Linked DNA regions of Mus musculus: region 2 is linked to region 1. A link is a loop called in an ENCODE intact Hi-C map of the cell type or tissue named here. Cell type or tissue: left cerebral cortex. All regions are shown on one strand.

The links. Peaks named below come from ENCODE experiments on the same cell type or tissue, not always from the same donor. Only the 100,000 strongest peaks of a DNase experiment are listed, where the experiment ranks them.
Region 2: a loop joins it to region 1, with 10 times the contacts of the local background. A loop is called at or near these places in 9 of 42 quality-filtered maps.

The regions. Positions count from the first base shown.
Region 1 is chr6:113,818,539-113,826,538 of GRCm38, forward strand. The region is part of intron 2 of Atp2b2 (ATPase, Ca++ transporting, plasma membrane 2); the gene reads right to left. Among named protein-coding and RNA genes, the nearest start is that of Atp2b2, 69 kb to the right of the region's middle. In left cerebral cortex, a CTCF peak has its summit at 4,069 (motif pointing right); DNase peaks (open chromatin) are centred at 4,083, 4,541 and 4,709; H3K27ac peaks cover 715 bases.
Region 2 is chr6:114,072,922-114,080,921 of GRCm38, forward strand. No RefSeq gene overlaps it. Among named protein-coding and RNA genes, the nearest start is that of Gm36023, 17 kb to the right of the region's middle. In left cerebral cortex, a CTCF peak has its summit at 3,885; DNase peaks (open chromatin) are centred at 2,290 and 3,819; H3K27ac peaks cover 267 bases.

The DNA.
Region 1 (8,000 bases):
GTTCTGGTTGTGGCTCCTGGACCAGGGGCAGCACAGACAGCCAGGGAGGCTCTTGTCCTGCACCTGTCAGTGGGGTTCATTGATAATCCACCAGCTCTCTGCGCCTAAATAACTCCCCAGCCCCCTTCATGCACCTGACCTCTTGCCACACTGGAAGTGCCTCGTTATTCCCAGATGGACATCATGTGTCCTATCTTGCTGCATTGCTTCTCATTTGACTTCTAGACTGTAGCTGAGGTCTCCTCTTTTACTCACTGCCTCCATCCCAGCCCACCCAGCTGTGCCTGGCTGGCTTCTGACTCCCCCTGACCCTGCATACCCATTCTGAGCCCTCTACATTGTCCTTCTGTGTGCTGGATCCATCCTCACTAACACATGGATGACTAAGGACTATCAAGCCCCTCATTGAATATGAAGAGATTGGTGTGATGAGCACCAGTATTGGGCCACAGCAGTATCCTGCCCTATCTGGCCTGTGCTTCTTTATATTGTTGTTATTAATGTGTGTGATGGGGGGGGGGAGCACATGTGTGCCACAGCATGTGCTTAGAGACCAGAGGAAAACACTGTGGAGCAAGTCCTTTTCTTCCACCTTCATGTCAGCTCTGGGACTCTCTGGCTGTCAGCCTTGCGACACAGGAACCTTTGCCACTGAGCAATCTTGCCTGATCTGGCCTGTGCTCTTTCCGAGCCTCCTTGCTCCTACACAGCATGCCCTCTCTCTCACAGGGGCAGACTGCAGCCACCTTACCGTACGCCAGCCCTGGCCATGATGGGTTATGGGCTTGTGGGATGATCCTGTCATGCTCTGGGGCAAAGGTTGGTCTGAGGCCTGCCCATAGGCTGGCACAGGGGGCCTTAGCCTCATCTCACTCACCACTAAAGGCTGTGTGTCTGAGTGTCGTGAGGGCCAAGCATGAGGGGCTAGGCTCCTCCAGGTCACAGGCTATCACAGGAGAGTTAAGGTGGGTGGAGTCAGGGATGGGGTGCACCTTTCTCAAGAACGCAGCCCTTTAGTCTTTTCCTGGGAAGGCAGAAGAAGCCTAAGGCATGCTGAGGTGGGGACTTAGGATTCAGCTATTATATTTTCTGGGGACCTTGAACTCATGTTACCAGGCTTGGCGGCAAGAGCCTTTACCTGCAGTGCCAGCTGGCTGGCCCCTAGAAGGTACTGTAAGCTGGAGTTTGGGTTATGTCATAGTCCTCTGTAGAACCACCCACTGATGCATGAGGCATTCAAACTAGACAGCATCCAAGAGGCTTCAGGTGACACCTTGGGACCTAGCATGAACAGGGGACTGTGGGTGTCTGGACATGTGCCCAAGGGTGTGGTTATAATCCTGTGTTGTGGCTGTGTGTGGGACTCCATAGACTATCCCTTGCCAGAGGCTGGCCCAATGGGCAGTTCCCAGGAGCCTGCTACTAGGGACTTGCAACAATTGGCTGAAATGATGAAACAGGGTAAGACACCTGGACTGCTCCTGCTCTGTGCCCTCGGGCAGGTGGCCTTCTGTCTCTGGGCCTCATTTTCTTATGCCAGATATCTGAATGATAATAATGTTCAGAATAACACAGGACCCAGTGGTTGTCAGCTGCTAGTACTGTCATTATTAGCAACCTACATAAAATGCACCTACAGGTACGGGATCCCAACCTGGCCTCACACTGTAGCCATGGCGACATTTAAAGTGCTTTTCATGCCTGGGTTCCAATGCTGGTTTCTGGCTGAACTGGACAGAGCCATGTCTCAAGGTGGAAAGAACTCCCTGGAATCTTGCTGTGCTACTGGGGTGTGGTGGTCCTCAGACCAGAAGCCTCTCCCAAGAACTGGGGGAAATGCAAGTTCTCAGGTGTCACCTGGCCTGCTACATAGGTCACTGGGTGGCCCTGTCATCTGTGTGGTTACCAACTTCCTCAGGAGTGGGAGGCGCAGGCTCTGTGTAGACCTGTTGACCTGTAGAGGCAGGACATGTAGGGAAATGGCTGCTAGGTGACCTTGGGCCCAGGGTCCCTGGAGAAAAGATACCTGTAGGCCTTGGATCCATGGCCAGCCTGGTCCAGATCACATGGTGGTGGGTCACAGAGTCTGGACCCAAGGAACTGCCCTTTGCCCACTTCTTCAGGGTTTCCAGTTTCCATGGGTCCTGCCTGACTACTTGGAGGGTCTAAGCAGCTTCCAGGTTCACAGCCTCCAGGAGGCTACAGTTGATGCAGAAAGTGCATGTGGCTGAGAACTTGACCGACCCAGACATGGGGCTGAGGCAGCTAGCACCCCGGCAGGGAGAGAAGGGGCAGGAGGAGGGGAAAGAGGGAAGCAGTCAGGGACTCACCCTCACTCCGCTCTGAAGAGTCCCCAGACCTTCACAGCCACCCTGCTTCTGGTCCCCTGGGGCCTCTTTGAGATCACATTTGCTGCCTTCTCACCAGGCCACAGGTTCTGCTCATACATGTCATTGCTTTCTTAGTCTTGGCTCCTAGGTTCTTACCCAGGACCCCCTACTGTGCCTTCTTCCCTCAGTTGATTGTCAGTCTGGTGGGAGTTTACCACCTCCTCCTGAGAGCCTTTCTTGATTTACATAGCAGGAACAACCTAGGTTTTTTACCATTCCCTGATGCCCACCCATCACCAGTTCACACTTTACTCACACACATTGCTCACACTAGCCCTTGGGCTAGGCTTTGGCCTTGGGTGGGGACATGGTAGGGTGCATGGGTCTCAAGCCCTGATTGAGACCTGACTTTGCTGCTTCCATCTTCTCGACACTGATGTTCGGCATCCCAAAGGGGCCCCAAGAAGCCTTCCACTCTGTCTCATCTCTTTAGGGATCAGAGATGGGGATGCGGGTATCTAGGCTGCTCAGAGACACTTGAACACAGCAGAAAGCCTTGGACTTCCAGGAAGCCATGCAGGCTTGGCTTGGACTCTGGGACAACTGTACACATATGTGTCTCCCCTGTGGCTTGAATCTATCAGGGCCATGGTAGGTAGCAGGGTTAGCTGCTGTTCACTGTGCATGCCAGGCACGTGCACAGCCTGCGATCATATCCTGGTTCTTGAGGGGGGTGGGGTGGGGCATGGAGTTATCTCTTGATATTTGGCAGTCTTGTGGATCCAGAGTCTCTAGTGATTACGAATGTACTTCATGGTCACATCACTGACTGGGTTCTCTGTAGAGTCTTCTGGTGTATTTTACACACTGGGGTATGGTGGGGTTCATGGGCCTCTAACCTGACCCAGGCACAGATACTGGTCTAGTGGTTTAAATCTCTTCCTGTCCTTGATCTGAGCCAAGCTTAGTTACTGCCCATCTTCCACAGTAGAACTTCTATGGAGGCTATCTCTGCTCACGGCTCCAGAATGTTCTATGTGGGCAGGGAAGAGGGTTCATGGGAAGGGGGATATGAGGGTGGATAGTGGGAATCTCTGCATGATGTGAAAATATTAATTATTTATACCAAGGGACAGTTAGGCCCCTGAGTATGAGTCCTCAGATGAAACAGCTAGCAGCCACTTGGCACTTAGGATAAATAGCAAATAAGTTGTTTAGTATGAATGATGTCCTGTACAGTATTTGGGACATATGACTAGTAAATTAATTACTTGCTGTTCACCTGAAATATGAGTCATACTGATCGGCACATTGTGCCCCCAAAGTTCCTCCAGGTCTCCCTCGGATCCACTGTGCATGGCGCCATAGTCACTCAGTGGGGAAACTGAGGCACTCACCGTGAAAGTGGTTTTCTCTTTAAGTAGAATGCTTCAGCTGCAGAAGAGGGCTTGAACACAAGAAGGGATCTGCCCTTCCACCCTGACCCTCTCCATGCAATGCACATGTAGGGGGTGTGACCAACAGGGTAGTCGTCTCCTTCAAACAAAGCTTTGTGGGCATTTCATAATCTGTTAACCTCACAGAAGACCCTTTATTCAGCCTGTCTCCTGGTGGCTTGTCCTCTCCCCTTAGAAAAAATTAGAGGCCCAGAAGCTGTTATCAGCTTTTTTAATGGCCGCCCGGCAGGCCTTCCTCCACAGGTGGCAGGCTTCAAAACACTGTAAGCAGCACTTTCCCGATGCTCCAGGAGGGGGCGCCGTGCACAATGGACAATAGGCAGGTGGGTGCCTGTCTCTGAGATTCCATTCTCCAAAAGTGGCGCCCAAGGACAACCTGACTCTACTTGTTGAAGATAAAAAAGGGTGATTATGGTATGTCTTAGGTACACGATGAGTATGTGGAACCAGGGCAGGATACTCTTTTCTTCCTTTGAGCTCTGATGCTAGCCACACCGAATCAGCAGCAGAGCAGCCTACCTTCTGCCGACCGTGACACAGAGCTAAAGCCCAGATCATGGAGGCTCTGTGACTGCCCTTTCCATGCCTGGTAGCTTTTTGCATCAGAACCCAGTGCCTAAGTCAAAGGCAAGGATTCTGCCACTCTCTGGCAGCTCCGGAGCCAGCCTTGTGTTCTATACAGAGCCTTGGCTGTGGATGAGAGCTAACTCCAAGGCACCTGAGGGGATTTGGAGAATGTAGTCACCAGGCTTGGTGTTGCTAAATATTTGTGCTGTCAGTGTGATGTGGGTTCTTCCATTAGCATAAATAAAAGCCTTATATTTTGAGGAAAAAAAAACCCATACAAGCCTTTTAAAAAGCTACATTTATAGAAAACCGAGTTTCTGTCTTTGGAAAGTGAGTGGGCTAAAAAAACTGTAGTGCATCTAGCCAATAATATACTACATGGCAGTTCTTTAAAAATGAGCTCCGTTTATGTTCCCTCACATAGGAGTTTCTCCGAGGAAACCTGATGAGTGAGACAAGCATTAGAACACTATGTGCCGTTCGACTCCATCCGTGTAAACCAGAAAATGCTACATCCCATTGGATGCACACACCTGCAAGTATGTGCGAGATATGCAAGGACCTGACCTAAACTCACAAAGGAGGCGCTGACTCGGAAGAGGCAGTGGGACTGGCTGTGGTGATTTGCTCTGACTGGAATATGTGAATTTTAAACAGGAGAATATGTTTCATCTGAATAATTTAAGATTTAATTATGAAAATGAAGGGTTTTTTCCCCCTATACAACTTTTAGATGAAATGGACCTGGAGACCGTATCGCTGGGTTAATATTTTAGCCTTATTTGTGAGCTGTGTGTTCCTGATTGGATTATTTCAGCTCTGTCATGGCATGGCTAGGATAGTGCCTAGGTCATGGGCATGAAGATGCAAACAAGGTATGGCAAGCCAGGGACACAGTAGGTACTCAGCAGATGACCCTATCATCTCTCCTTCCCCCTTGTGTCTTGTCTATAGCTCTCTTTCAGGACCATCCCTACCTCTTTTTTTTTTTTTTTTTTTTTTTTTTTTTTTTTTTTTTTGGGACAGGGGAACAGGGTCTCACTATGTAGACTAGGCTGACCTTGAACTCTCAAAAGACTTGCTTGCTTCTGCCTCCTGAGTGCTGGGATTAAAGGTGTGTGCCACCATTATGCCAGGGTATACCAGGCTATCTTCATCCTCTTAACCCCACTGCATACACCTAGCAAAACTCTATCCAAAGAAAAAAGTATCCCTGGCCAGATGATTCCTGCCTGACTCCCACGGTCAGGTCATCATCATTGCTGTCCCTTGGGTAGCTTCAGTAATTGGTCTCTGCTCCCATCCTCGGTCTGCATCTTCAGAGTGTATGGAAGGTGCACTGTGTTTGTGTTAAATCCTTATCTGTTACATGCTGGTGGTTCCTATCACATACAGTTAAAAGTCACAATCCTTACTACGACCCAATCCCTGGTCCCTGCTGTCCTCTGGTGTCTCACTGCCCCATCTCCACCTTTATGCTCCGGTGACGCTTGCTGGTCTCTTTCCTGAGGCTTCGGCACAGTGTAGGCCTCAGGACCTTAGCATGTGGTGCTCCCTAGCTGGGAATGCCCTCTTTTCTTTTTTCTTTCTCTTTTTTCTTTTTTCTTTTTGGTTTTTCGAGACAGGGTTTCTCTGTGTAGCCCTGGCTGTCCTGGAACTCACTTTGTAGACCAGGCTGGCCTCGAACTCAGAAATCCGCCTGCCTCTGCCTCCCAAGTGCTGGGATTACAGGCGTGTGCCACCACCGCCTGGCTTGGTGGATTCCCTTTCTAATGCTATTCTTGCCCCAAGAATCTCTTCCATTCCCATAGTCAACAATCCAAGTGCTTTTCTTCTACCTGGCTCCCATGTCAGCTGTCATCTTCACGAGCACATGGACAGAGTGGCCTGTTTTGTTCTGAACTACAGTAGATGCTTAGTAAGCACATGGCCTTTCCTAGACATGCATGTCGAGGAAGAACCAGAGGGAAGAGGCAATGCTTGTCTGCAGATTGGCCTTTTCTCCAAGGTGGATGTTTTTGTGAAATGGATTCAAATTTTGGGGGGGGGACACTTGGGGTCTCCTCTGGTCATCCCCTCTGTGCCAGAGCTCGCTCTCAGTGGCTTTGTGTTCTCGCTAACAAGCAGGGTAGGAGAGGCTCCAGGCACACCCCCAGGGTTGTGGAGACCAGGGGCAGGCTTGCTGTGCACATGTGCACTGAACACCCGAGCCTTGACCAGGAAGCCTTGTGACCTCTCCATCCTGAGGCTGCTCCTGGGAGAACTCCAGGATACCGGGTTCTTCTTGTTCTTACAGATGGCAGCTTAAAGACCAGGCTAGGAGGCATGCTGTAGCAATGGATGCACTTTCACAATGTAAGAGTTCTGAGGACCTTAGGGGGATGCCTGGGAGATGCAGGGAGCCAGGTGTGAAGGCAACTGAGTGTGACCAGCTGAGAGTGAGTCCCTGTGGAGTGTGCTGTAGAAGCTGCATCTGTTCCTCGTCTCCTGGGGTGGGGGTGGGGCTCCTAGGTTCACAGTCCTCATGAGGACTTGTGGGTCAGGCAGGTAGAGGAGTCAGATCTGACCCATGGCTGGCCCACACCGTGACAATGATCATAGCATTCCCACTGTTTATCCTACATGGCTCATGGCTTGCCTGTGACCTCATTTTGTGAACTGTTTCAAAAATGGAGAAACTGAGGCATGAAGCTATAAAGACACCCTCCTTTGGGTTTAAAGTCCAGGCTCTAATCCCTGGCACCAATCCATGAACACGAATTTAGGCCTTTCTGGCTGGATAAAATGTCATGAGGGAGGTCGCGAAAGAATGGGGGTTTTCCACGTTCTGAGTGAAGACCCTGAGTGGGCATGGTGACACACACCAGCAAATCCCAGCACTTGGTATGCTGAGGCAGGAGGACTGCCAAGTGATTTTTGGGCTAGCCTGGGCTACGCAGTGAGTTCGAGGACAGTGTGAACTAAATAGCACAATCAGAGAGAAAGAGATAGACAGAGAGTCAGGAAGACAAATCACTAATGTGCCTGGATGGGCAGCCTGAGTTGTTCAAAGCATCATATCACCACCTTTGTTATTTCATATTGTTTTTCTTCAGACAGGCCTCCTGCAGCCCAGGCTAGCTTTGAACTTGATAAGTAGCTGAGGATGACCTTGAATTTCTGACTCTCCTGTTTCCATCTCTCAAGTGCCGGGATCACAAGTGTGCACCCCACACCTTGTTTATTTGTTTCTGAAGACTGACCTCAGGGCTTTGTGCACACTAGGCAAGTACCTTACAGTGAGCCACATCCTCAGATTGCCAATGCTGCTGCTTTGAGAGGCAACTTCTTTGAACCCTGCAAGCCCCCTTTCACCATGGCTACAGGCTCTGGGGCGGGGGGTGGGGAGAGGGCTCAAATTAGAACCCGGGCTCTGCCATCTTCAAATTGTATGGTCTTCAACAACTTACAGTACTGTGGGCATTGGTTTCCTGGTGTGTAAATGCTGACTTCCAAAGCTGAGGCAGGGGCACCATCAAAGAGTATGCAGAATGTCCTTAGAATGTCCTTGCAGGGTAATGTCTCCCCAGTGACCACCTCTTCTCTTGCTCACTTACCAAGCTGTGACTGTGCTCTTAGCTATAAGGGTATCATCACTTGACAGTGA
Region 2 (8,000 bases), 250 kb after region 1:
CCACAAATGTTTCCTACTATGGACAAAGTCTCAGTTTACTTTGGTTGTAACAGAACAGCCTAGACAGGGTAATTTATAAACAGTGAAGGTTTATCTGGCTCAGGGTTTTGGAGGCTGAAGCCCAGGAGCCTGGCGAGAAAGGCAAGTGAGGGTGTAAAGCATTGAGGCAGGAAGTCACCACTGCAGTTACAGTGACAATTTAGTCACAGAGCAGAACCCTCCGTCAGGGCCGTCACTTCTTAGCGATGCTACCCCACCTCTTGATCCTGTTCCTGTGGCAACTGAGTTTTAAAATGGGGTTGGCAGGGACATTCATAAAAGAGCGGCCACTCCACTCCCTTCAGGGGAGGTGGCTGTGTTTGGGAGCCAGAACTTCCCTAAGCTATGAAGCAGGTAAATGCAGACCTGGTTGTCCTAAGGATGAGGATCGTCCCGTGACTCTCGTACCCCAAGGGTTCATGCTCAACTGCCGTGTCATATGTCACCTCCTTTCCCAATACCTGGCCCAATAATGTCTGCAGCTGCACTTCCACAGCCCAGATGTAGTTTGGTTTTGATGAATGTCTAGGATCTTCCTGTCATACGTACAAGCCTGAGCGGCCCCTGAGCTGCCCCTGGAGGTGGTGGTGAACATGGGGACCTCATCTGACCTGGAGAAGTAGAGCGGCTCTGTGACCCCACTTCCTCCACACCAAGAGTGTACTGGCCCCTCCCACTTCCCCCACACCCAATGTGCACCTCCAGCCCTGTGTGTCATCCCTTCCATTTCCTCTGAGTTAGCTCCTCTCTATCTGACCACCTTCACTGCCTTCAACAGCCCAAGGCTCCTTCATCCTTTTATCCTGCAAACCCACACCCTTCCTAAGAGCAGGGACTCTGTTGCCCATGTTCCCAGAGTCCAGAACAGAATCTGGGCTGGAGAGATGGATCAGTGGTTAAGAGCATGTGTTGTTCTTGCACAGAACTTGAATTTATCAGCATCCACTTTAGATAGCTTGCAACCAGAGAATCTTACATTGTCTTTTGGCCTTAGAGGGCAGTTCCACACACATGTGCAAGCACACACACATACATGTAGATATAAATTAGATTTAATTCTAAAACATAATAGAGCAGAGTACCTGAGATTGGATCATTTATTAAAACAAAACAAAACAAACAATCCCATCCCTTTACCTGGTAGTTTTGGAAGATGGGGTCCCAGGTAATGGGGCTGCAAAGGACAGGAGCCTTCTGCAAGGTCCATAGGTGACAGAGCACTGCTTGGTGAGGAAGCAAGAGTGCCTGACAGGGCTCACTCTCTTAAGAAAGCCATTCCTGAATGGCCCACAAGCCTGTTAGTACTCCACGAGGGCAGAGCCCCCAGGACCCATTAATCTTCCAGAGGCTTCCCCTCCAAACAGCATGACTGTGTGACCTTCCAAGACATGACAAACACTCAAGTCATATAACAGGAGCTTGGCAAATGTTTGCTGAGTGAGTTAGTTCACCCTCTGGCCCTGACCTCACCTCATCCTGCCCCTTTTCCATCTCCTTCTCCTCACCTACCTGAGTGCTGTCACACTGGCTGTGACTGCTGTCCTGAGATCTGCAACAGTGGTCACCTAGAGCTCCCCAGCTCCTAAAGGGAGCCCCTTGGTGACAGAAGCCCTGTTGGAGTGGCACCCCAGTCCTTGCTCTCTACTGCTGTCTTCTACAGAGTATGGCTATCATGGACATCAGACTTGGCCATGGAGTAGGTGCAAACACATGCATGTCTGGGTTGCACGTCCAGTTTCTCTGGGGAAGGGACCTGAAAATGGGCATTTCTAGAATGTTCCTAGGGCAGACTGTCACTGCTGGCCTAACAGCTGCACGAATCACTGACCTAGAAAAATACACAGCACAGGCAGGAAGAGAACTTAGTGTATCATCTCTTGAGTTTGCTGACCTCCTGCCTGCTCTCTGCAGGCTTTGGGGATGGGAGGACAGTCACCTCAGAAAGGACTCGGGTGAGAACAGCATGTGCTGAGGCCAGAGCTGTGCAGTGGGCTCTGTCAAGTGAGGAGACCCTAAGTCGTCATCCGTGTTCCCTTTGCAAATCCTGAGAAAGTTAATTATCTGACCTTGAAGCATCGGGTCGCTGACCTTCCATGGACTGGCCCCCACTTGTCCGTCTTACAAAGCACATGATAAATAGAGGCCCAGAGCGATTTCTCTGGGAGGTTTTGTGTCCGTATTTTAATAACCGTTGAGCAGCGCCATGGGAGCCAATTACAAAACTAGGACAGTTCCCCCTCCCACCCTGAGCCACTCAGTGCCTATCTCTGAGAAGTTGTGGGTGGCTAACACTGACAGGTCCGGAAGGGCTCTGACACAGTTTCCCCAAGCAGGTGCAGTGGGAACAATTTGAAACTTTGTTCCAATAAGGCAGAAGTCATGGTGTCCCTGAATCCTGCCCTCCTCTTTAACCAGCTTCCCTGGCTAAAACTGAGTTTCTCTTGGAGTCAAAACATGGCAAGGGGGTGGGATTGGAGGCACCAGCACTGGTAATTTCCACTTCTGTCACCATGCCACCATCCCTGCTCTCTCTGGAGACCCAGGGTGGGATCTATGCTGTCCTGCTGTGCAGGGCCTGAGGTTAAAGTTTGGGAAAGCGCTCTGTCTATGAACTTCTTGGGAATGGTCTCGGCTTCTGGATTTCTTTCCCCACAATGTGAAGGTCCCCATTCTAGATGTGTAACTCCACCCCTCCTCAGAGGCCTGGATCCTGCTGAAATCAAGATGCGGCATCTCTGGTGACCAGATATAGAGTCACCACTAATCCCAACACTAGGTCACTCATGGAATTTTGAGACTGTGGGTCCAGTGACTGCCAGTATTCTGACATGCTGGCTGTACATTATTTCAAATGGCTCTCTCAGAAAGGCTGGTCCAGCCTTGGACTTTGCCAACCATTGTGTCTTTAGAGCTAGGTTCATAGAGCATGCTCAATATACAGTGAATGAATGAATGTTCCTTGTTATGGCAGAAGCATGTTACCTAGCTGGGAACTTTGGCTCCTATCCTGCTGACCACTGTAGGGAAGTGGCTACTGGCCACTTTTCTATGTCAGAATGACTCACCTGGAAGGAAATTACCCTGTTCAAGGCCATACAATGATGGGATCTGGGCTGGGGGCGGGGGGGGGGTCTGTGTTCAGGCCTGTGGGGATGGTTATCCGCTGACAGCTCAGACTCAGATCACTGCAGAGAGCAGGAACCTTGGAAGACATGATCTATGGTGACAGAGTACGCTAGGCAGGCTCGACTTGGAGGTCAGGCAGCATGGGGTGTCTATTGAGAGAGACCTACATCAGTGTCCTTAGAGGGAGAGGGGAGTCCGGGAAATGGTCCTAGGCTGACCTTGGGGAAGGACTAGAAGAAAATGCTTAGTTTCCAGGGCTGGGGAGGGGCCCTGACAGACTGGGCAGAGCCAGCCAGGAAGGGCAATCTTCAATGACCCCCACCAGAATTTATGAGGCAGGTGGCTGCCTTGGTCCTGCTGCTTGGATAGGTTCATCAGGGCTGATGTAAGGAATGAATGAAGATGTCCTGCACTAAGGTGCAGGTCTACTGTGTGGTTAGTGTCTGGTCAGGGGAAGAACAGATGTGACAGGACCCCAAGGGATAAAGTGCATCTGCCTATTGCACAGAGCATTCTGGAAAGCCGTGGGCACCCTGACTCTAGTGGGCTCCCAGGGCTGAGACAAGGGTGGGTGGCAAATCTGCATTCCAGGCTGACTGGGGTCACTCCGGGACAGCGGAGGTTGTGGGAAAATAGAGGCACTTAGCCAGCAGTGCCTCCTCCACACTGCAGGGACTTGGTGTCCTTAAAACCAGGACAAGCCTGCCACCCAGTGCTGTCCTGGATCATAACAGCAGCCTGCAGTGTGGCTGCCACCCTGTGCCTGGCCTGAGAGTGCAGCTACACACTGAAGACTCTGATGACCTAGGGTTACCAACCATTCTCTCCCCAAAGCATGTTTTTACCCCAGTTCACCACTCCAATAGCCCAGAGCCATTCTACAGAAGAAAGGCAGGCATTCAGCCTGGTCCTTCCACTCCTGGAGGCAGTGGCGTTTGCATTAGGTATGGTGTGCCTGGCCATATTTTAAGGTGTTATTCTTATGGTTACTGTATGTTCTGGAATGTTGTATAATGTACAACTTGTTAAAGTCTCTATCTTTTGTTGTTTTGTTTTTGTTCTTGAGACAGATAAACAGCCTGGGCTGGCCTTAAACTTACAATCCTGTGTCAGCTTTCCACATGCTGGGATTAAAGGTATGCCTGGCTTATTCATATATATGTATATATTCAGATATGATGTATGTCATTTATATTCCACAGTAATAGCTAATCATAAAAATATGATAAACATGGCCATGTCTTACATAACAATGTTTCTATATAGGGGACCACCCATGTGTCAGCGCCTCTGTGACATTGTATCACACCTAATGACATCATACACATTTTAGTTTGCACATGTATATTCCTGGATGTTTTCATAACCTATGTCTTAAACGTAGTTATTACTATCACCAGGCCATGTGACTGCGATTAAGACAAAATCTTCACACAGACCCATGACCAAGGAACCCCACCTCACAGATGGCATTTCTGAGATGCAGAAAGGTTGATCCTTGGTCGTGGGTCAGAGTTAGGATCTGCATTTGGGTCCCAGGAAGACAGGAGTCCCTGGGGTCCAGTTCCCTAGCTGCTCTGTCACAGATATGCCCTGTCTTCAGAAGGCCTCTGAAAGAGCCCCGAGAGAGGAGAGTCAGATTTCCCCCACGTAGTCACAGTTTACAAGGAATCCCCTGGACTCAGAGTTACAGTTGGGTGTGAGTCACCAAACTTGTTCTGATATTGAACCCAGGTCCTCTGCAAGAGCAGCAAGTGCATCTAACCACTGAGCCATCCCTCCAGCCCCCTTGACTCTCTCATCGGTAAACCTCTGCTATCCTCTGGCTCCCATTGCTGTGGTTTGGATCTGCCCTGCCCTCCTGTGTGTTAAAGGCCTGGTTCCCAGTCTGGGGGCTACTGGAAGGAGGTGGGACTCTTAACAGGTGGGGCTAGGAGGGAAACAGATCTCTGAGCATGTGCCTGTGGAGGGGCCTGAGGGACACTGGTTCCCCCACTTCTTTTACTTCCCAAGCAGGATGTGAACTATTTAACTTCCTGTATAGAACACTCCCATCATTGCCACCTGGAGCCCTCAAATGAGGCCTGAATGCCATAGAGGTGCCTGGCACAGACTGAGGCCCCCATAACCATGGGCCAACCATGGACCACGTCTTTCTTCATAAGTCAACATCTTAGCCCATGTCATGATGAAGTAAGAGTCCAATATATTCACCCTCAGGATGACTCCCAGATTTCTAAAGCTCCATCTCATTGAAAGTCCTTGTAAGTGGATCTAAAAGTGCTTTGTGCATTGATGCTTGATTGGACGAATTGTGGGCAGGTGGACCAAGCCAAGAGGCCAGAGGGGCAAGTGGAAAGAAGAGAGCAAGAGAGGGAGGAGGGAGAGAGGACAGGGAGAAGAGAGAAGGAAAGGAGGGGGAGGAGGAAAATGAAGGAGGGAGATGGAAGGGGAGAGGAGGGAACTGGTGCTCATGGAACACCTGACCTAGGACCCTCAGCACTGCCTGTGGGTGGCCATCATTTCTGTAACTTGAAGCATGAGGTGACAAGGACTCCTCCTGCACCAACCAGCTGGAAAGTGACATAGCCAAGATTTAAAGGGAGCTTAAATCCTTGCTTCTCAGTGTGGAGTCCCCTGTTTTTCCTCAGTCCCTGGAGGAGGCCAGATGACCATGCCTAGCTCCTGGGCTCCTGTCCAGTGAGGCCTATGTAATCAGACACCTGGCTCAGCCTGGGCCATGCCTGCCTGCCATTCACTGGGGTCACAGACAACTTCCTTTAAGACATGAGATGTTGTGTTTGTGGTGCCCCTGCCCCTGCTCAGCTCTGTGACCCTGTCTGTGCCTGTGGCTAAATCTCTCTGGGTTTCAGTTTTCTCATCTGTGAAATAGGCTCATGTCTTGCAAGGCTCCAGAAGGCAGCGGAATACCCTAAGGCATGTGCACACATTTGCAAAACTGCAGACAGCACTCGGGCCAGCAGCCTCTGAACCATGCTGTAAGGGGGGTAGGGGCAGGGAGGGCTGAGCGCTCCGTCACTGGACTTGACAATCAAAACCAGTTCTGACCACAGCTGACTTTTCTGTAAACCCAGAAGTGGAGAAGAGGGAATACACTCCCATTATCATTAAAATATCAGCACTTGGCTGAGGGGATGGCTCAGTCAGTAAAGCCGGGGCCTGAGGTCAATCCTCAGCGCCCATGTAAAGACAGGAGCAGGGAAGTAGAGATAGGCAACCCCTGGGCCCAGCTGGGCACCAGCCTTGCCTAAGTAGCAAGTTCCAGGCCAGTGGGAGATTCTCTGTCAAAAAATGAGGTGGGCAGTATTCCTGGTGAACAACCCAAGATTGATATCTGTCCTCTACATATATACAGACATGTGGACTAGCACACACATATTTGCGTGCGCATGTGCACACACACACACACACACACACACACACACACACACACACACCAGCTTTCATGGAGGCTAAACATGTCTAGGGCCTTGTTTTATAAGTCATAGAGTCTGTGGTCACCAGATCTGTTACCTTCTATATCTGCCCCTCCCCCATACTGATGGGGACAAAAGGTGACTTGACATTAAAAAAAAAAAAAAAATCAGCCGAGCAATCTAGGACCCTTATCCTGAGGAGCAAAGACCTCATTAACACAGTCAGACTCCTAAGAAAAGTTAATTGAAGTGAACAAAATCTCAGAGAATTTAGCTCTCCTTTTGAGAGACTATTTTTGGCCAAACTGAGACAGAAAGACAAAGAAAGCACACCCAACTACAGAGAAACTAATTTGGAAGCCGTAATGGAGGACAAGCGGCTAGATTTCCTCAGAACCCTGGAGACACGATTAGTTAAGAAATAATTAGGCGCTTGCTGTCCTTGGGGTAACAGAAGCTAAAAACGAAGTGGAGAGACATTGAGAGTCACCAGAAAGGTCGCCGGTTGCTCTCGATAATGTCTCCTTCCCAGATTTGAAGATTTAAGAATTATTTTGCCAAAGACTCATAAAGGCTCCAACAACTGGTCAGAAGAACTTGGAGTGGGAGGAGCTGCAGGAGTTCTAGAGGAGTTCCCTGGGACAATCCAGGGGTCTTGGACCTCCAGAGAGCAGGCAGTACCTGTGTTTGGTGGCATGAGCCATGCCCCCTGCTGAGAGTAGAGCCTCCTTATCATTGGGCCTGGTTGAGTGGTTTCTGTACAGGCCTGAAGAGTGAACAGTTTCCTACAATTGCAGAGTGACTGACAGTATGTAGTTGAGGGGGTGTGGTCCTGGTCAAATAAAACTTTATACAAACAAGGGTGCCACAGCTTTCTCTCTGCTCCTAAAACGTCCCCTGGCTCGTCCTATCTTGCAAGCCTACTTGCAAGCCCCTGGTTTTAGGAGAACCAGGGAAAGCTGAGGAGTGAGCTTCAGACATGACTTTAGTCAATGCTGCCTAAAACGTTCATTGACAGCCTCTTCAACCAACAGTGCTGGGAAAAGTGGGCATTCGTGGGCAAAAGGAGGAAACTAGATCCCAGCCTCTTACCCTGTACAAAAATCAATCCAAATGAATCAAAGGCCTGAATGTGAGACCTGGAACTCTGAAACTACTCCAGGGCAGCGTGGAAAAGACACTGTAAAATGTACGCAGAGGCAAGGACCTTCTGAAGACCTTAAGAGGTCAGGGAACAAGAGCCAGAATTGACTGTAGGATTGCATGAAACCAAAGACAAAGGAAAACCACAGTACAGCAAAGCACTGAGTGATGGCAGAGCCTGCAGAGTAGAAGACTCTTTGCTAGCTGTGCACCCAAAGGGATTAGTATCCTAGTACATAAAGAACTCAAAAGACC